Linked DNA regions of Homo sapiens: region 1 is linked to region 2. The links are chromatin loops, found by intact Hi-C in ENCODE. Cell type or tissue: PC-3. All regions are shown on one strand. Region 1 overlaps LINC00393 (long intergenic non-protein coding RNA 393). Region 2 overlaps KLF12 (KLF transcription factor 12).

Evidence for each region. Peaks named below come from ENCODE experiments on the same cell type or tissue, not always from the same donor. Only the 100,000 strongest peaks of a DNase experiment are listed, where the experiment ranks them.
Region 1: it touches region 2 in a loop (2.9-fold over the local background); 2 of 110 quality-filtered maps call a loop at or near these places.

What each region holds. Positions count from the first base shown.
Region 1 is chr13:73,597,075-73,599,574 of GRCh38, reverse strand. The region is part of intron 2 of LINC00393 (long intergenic non-protein coding RNA 393); the gene reads left to right. All of the region lies in intron 2 of LOC105370256 (a long non-coding RNA gene), which reads right to left. Among named protein-coding and RNA genes, the nearest start is that of LINC00392, 34 kb to the right of the region's middle. In PC-3, no CTCF peak of the experiment used is centred here; a DNase peak (open chromatin) is centred at 1,044; H3K4me3 peaks cover 477 bases; H3K27ac peaks cover 2,500 bases.
Region 2 is chr13:73,707,417-73,709,916 of GRCh38, reverse strand. All of the region lies in intron 7 of KLF12 (KLF transcription factor 12), which reads left to right. Among named protein-coding and RNA genes, the nearest start is that of LINC00393, 47 kb to the right of the region's middle. In PC-3, CTCF peaks have their summits at 1,132 and 1,331 (motif pointing right); a DNase peak (open chromatin) is centred at 1,346; H3K27ac peaks cover 2,127 bases.

The DNA.
Region 1 (2,500 bases), 110 kb after region 2:
AGCAAGGTAGAAATGTGCCAGAATATACTCCATGCCAGTGTAAAGCTTCTTTGTTAATCCCAAAGAAAATGATGAGCAATAGTTCCAGGGTAGTGGCGCCATAAGGTTTGTGTTTCTGAAAGACACCTTGGGCTGTGATGTGGAGGTTGGACTGATGAAATCTATGACTGCATTGGGTTATTGCGCTAGTCCAGCAAAAGATGATAAATACTGGAGATAGGGAAATAACAGAGGAAGTAGCAAAAGGGAACAGGTTCAAGAGATGATTAGGAAATGACAGGACTTCGTGACTGACTATGAGTGTGAAATAGAGAAAATCTGGAATAATCTCCATGTGAATGGCTTGGAAGTTTGAAAACAACGTTGTAATCCAACAACACTATGAACACCAACAGGAGCAAAAGGGAAACTAGGAGGCTAGATTTACTCCATTTTGTCCATGCAGATGCAAAAATCCTCTGGGATATCCAAGTGAAAGACATTCCATATACAGTTGGAAAAACTGGTTTGGAGGTCAAAAGCAATGACTTGGCTGGAGATATTTGGGAAATGTTGGTAAGCAGTTGTTGGTTGAGACTGTGGATTTAGATGTGATTGTTCAAAGAGAATATGGAGCTTAAGAATTGAACAGGAAAAAGGACAAAACCCCAAGAAGCCCCAACTTTTTAAGGCTCAAAATCCTGCAATGGCAACAGGAAATCAAAAGGAATGGTCAGAGAAATGGGAATATCACTAGAAATGTGTGCTGTTGTGGAAGACAGGAATGCAAAGAGTTTGAGTCTGGTGAGATAAAAATGAAAATCATTATTTTATGTAAAAAATAGAGGGTTACTTTTAAAAAACAGTTCTGTAGAGTAGTGGAAAGGGAAACTAGATTGGAATGATCTGACCAGTGAATAACTAAAGGAGATAATGTTAATAGTGGATATACGGTTTGTGAACCACTTTGGATACAGTAAAGAGTCATGCAAATACAGCCATGAGTCACTCAGTGATGGAGATACCTTCTGAGAAATGTGTCGTCAGGAGATTTTGTCATTGTGCAAACATTGGAGAGTGTTCTTACAAAAACCTAGATGATATAGCATACTACATACCTAGGTTATGTGACATAGCCTATGGCCCCTAGGCTACAAACTTGCATAGTATATAACTATACTGAATACTGTAGAAAACTGTGGTGCAGTGTGGAGTGTTTTTGTTTCTAAACATAGAAAAGGTATAGCAAAAAAATAGTATTAAAGATAAAAAGTGGTACACCCATATAGGGCCCTTACCGTGAATGGAGCTTGTGAGACTGGGAGTTGCTCTGGGTGAGTCAGTGAGTAAGTGGTGAGTGAATGTGAAGGCTTAGGACATTACTGTCCACTACTGCAGACTTTATAAACACTGTACACTTAGGCTACACTAAATTTACAAAAAATAATTGTGCAATGATTTAACTGCTATGATGCCACTAGGCAATAGGAATTTTTCAGCTCTATTATAATCTTATGGGATCACCATTGTATTAATATGTGCAGTCCATTTTTAACTAAAACATCCTTCTTCAGTATGTGACTGTATAAAATAGGCTTCTATCAATGTACAATCTCAGGTGTAGCCTCTGAATTTGGACCTATCCTTTAAGAAAACTAATCTCTCTATATTTAATTTTCTTATCTCAATGATAAGAGAATCATAAATGATAGAATCAATAGATTGGTAGTAGAAGCTAAATCAACACTTTATCCTCAATACAAATCCCACCTACAACTCTATCCATCCTCTGTAGTGAACTCATTATCTTAAGAAGACTCCTGTCCATTTACTGTACAGCTCCAGTCATTAAAGGCCCTTTCAGGACTTTCTGTTATTATGTCCTGTGGCCTCTTCCCAGCCCTAGATGGTTCAGGGACCTTCCTTTCTTGCCTGCAGGTACATCTCAGACATTTGGTCTCTGCCACCACTATCCCTGCCCTGAAGTTTGAGGATCAAGAAATCATATCCTCACCTCTCCTTTACTATGTGATCAAAGGTGATCATATATGTTTGTATCAAGAATTTTGGAGGAGAATACTGAATAACCAGAATCTCTATGTGTGGCGTAGGAGCAGGGAATATAATTTGGAAGAATACTCCATTTGATTCTAACACACCAGCCATCCATCTTAGTTAAAAAAAAAAAACATATTTTGTTTTTCTGTTTTCAGCTATATCATCATTAAAAATAAAAAGAAATCTGTTATGGGCTGAATTGTAGCCTTCCAAAATTCCTATATTAGAGTCCTAGCTCCCCAGTGGCTCAGAATGTAACTGACCTTGGAGATAGTGTTTAAAGAGGTAATTAAGTTAAAATGAGGTCATCAAGGTAGGTTAATCCAATATAATGGGTGTCCTAACAAGAAGAGGAAATTTAAACACAGGTACAAAGGGAAGGCCATGTGAAGACATGGGGAAAAGACAGCCATCTGTAGGCCAAGAGAGAGGCCTCAGAAAAAGCCAACCCTGCTAACACCTT
Region 2 (2,500 bases):
CCAGGTAATTGATGAATGTATTGAATGGGATGCGTTCAAGGAAAAAACCCTAAGACATGATCCGAGAGGCCTCCATTCAGATAGGTCTTAATTCTTTAAACAGTAGCCAGAATCCACCTAGCTCTCCTGTTTCCAGCTCACATTTCTCTGCCTCACAGTTAAATCTAAATGTCCTTGTGAAATACCTGCCCAAAACCAAGATATGTCAAATCCATTCATCCACTTAGCAGAGAGATAGTTACTATGTGCAGTCATGGCTTCCTTGAACTATTATCAGTCAAATAACATTATTTTTAGAAAGAAAAAAAGTGAAATTTGGTTGATTTTTCTGTAACTAGTTCAAAATGAGCCCATCCTGACTTCTGATTTATAATTATGTATAAGATTTTGTAACAGTGTTCAAAATGAAATCAAAACTATTTCTATAGGGAATCAGGTTGGTTTGCATGCTCTTAGTAAACATCTTCTTAGCCTTACCTTTGCTTCAGGCATATTGAGTAAGTTACTTGTGTGTGACCAACAATTAATTTGGAATTTGGGATTATACCAGTTGACTTACGAGAGCCATGCACGCTATGGGAGGGGAGTAAGTATCAGTGAGAAACTTGCTTTGAGAAAGTTAATTTTGCCTTTAATGCTTCATCTTTTTGTACCATATAAGTACCTGATCAGTCATCTTTTTATTTACAACTTAGTAACTTAAACATATTTGTAGGTATTTGAAAGAGGTACATTTTCTAGATATTAGCAAAGAATTTAGAATAGAAAAAGAAATGCTGAGGAGTGCCTTTCTAAATTAAAAATAAGTATATTTTCATGAGTGTACAGTTTAGATAATAACACGAAGATGTGACCAAGTATTTTTGAATGAGTTTATTAATGCCTGCTTGTGCTTAATCATTTAAGGCATGTCAAAAAAAGGAAAAAATATATCTCAGCCATCACATACACATTATTGTCAGCAGGTTAATTATTTATATCCACTGTCTAAATTGTGGGTCTCTGTACATGAAGCAGTTTACAGAGTATTTAAATAAATATGCATATTCACAAATAAATATTAGTACTTAAATGAGTATGCATTGCCATTTAAATTAATATGGTCATTTAAATATGTGCTATACAAAACAATTATGCACTATGGATTCCCTCACGTTAAGAGTTCTATTGCTTATTAACTGATTTGCATTTGAATTTTAGAAGAAAATAATTTTGTGAATTTGGTTTTGCCTTTTAGAATTCTCACTATTTTCTAAAAAATAAATGCTCTAGTAATTTCTACAATGCAGTAAAAGCAAGTAACATTCAGGCATCAGTGATTCCTACAGCCACTAGATGGTGCACCAGAACCAGATGTTGGGTCTAGTCTAGAAGAGGGTCTGAAGAGAAACTAGAACTCTAACAGTATGTATGACATGACATTAAAATGGAACAATGACACTGACATTATCAGTGTTCTGCAGAATATTACAATTTAATGATGAATTTTTTAAAAGGCAAAATAAAGATAAAATCAAATTTTTTTTGCAAAGGAATTACAATATGTAAAAATAGTCTGTTCAAATGAATCTGGAAATATTTTCTATCCCCAATTGACATACTGTTCTCTGATAAATTTGTGAGGCCCAGTAGGTAATCCTGTATAATATTCATTTTAATTCATATGAAAGCCATACACCTCTAACCTTAAAAATTAGTAAACTTAAGGTAGTCACATTTCTTAGGAATTATTCATATCTGAATTTTGTACATTAAGGAAGTTTATTCATATAGACACTTAAAAATATTAAGCAATTCTGATTTAATGGTTTCCAGAGTATGATCTTCCCTACCTTTATGAAACCACACATTATTTAATAATTTTTCTCTTGATGAATGAAGTCTCTGTAATTAATATCAAATACTATTACATGTTTATTCCATTAATTATATTTGATTACATATTTGGAATGCACACACACATATGTACACACGCCCCTCCACACATAGCGATCCTAAATGATTGCAGATTCTGTCTTTTCTCACTTTCTTACTTGCCTCATCATTTCTTGCTGCTATTCCAGTATTTCTTGCTTCTAATTTGAATCTTCATCTTCATTTACTGGATGAGATTCTGAAGTGGTTTGAGGATATTCCTACAAAGAAAATCAGGGGCTTTGTGACAGCTGTGCATCCTGGTGGCCTTTTGTTCGCAGGTGCTTGTGGTTGCTAGATCTTAACTTCAGACGAGTGAGTGCTGCTGTTCATGACTTCACATCTGTATTCATTAATTAAATAGCTCATTCCACATAAAGCTCCATTTCAGACCCCCCCATCTAGGTTCCTTGTTAGATAAAGCATAGTGCTTAGTGATGCCAAGATAATAAATCATTTAAGAGCACACTGACATTTTTCAAGGAAAAATCCTCTCCCCGTAAGTTGTTTGTAAGTCCTGATCAAATAGCTCATGAATATGAGCTATATTGGTAACTGCTGAGACATTAGAAAATATAATAGAAAT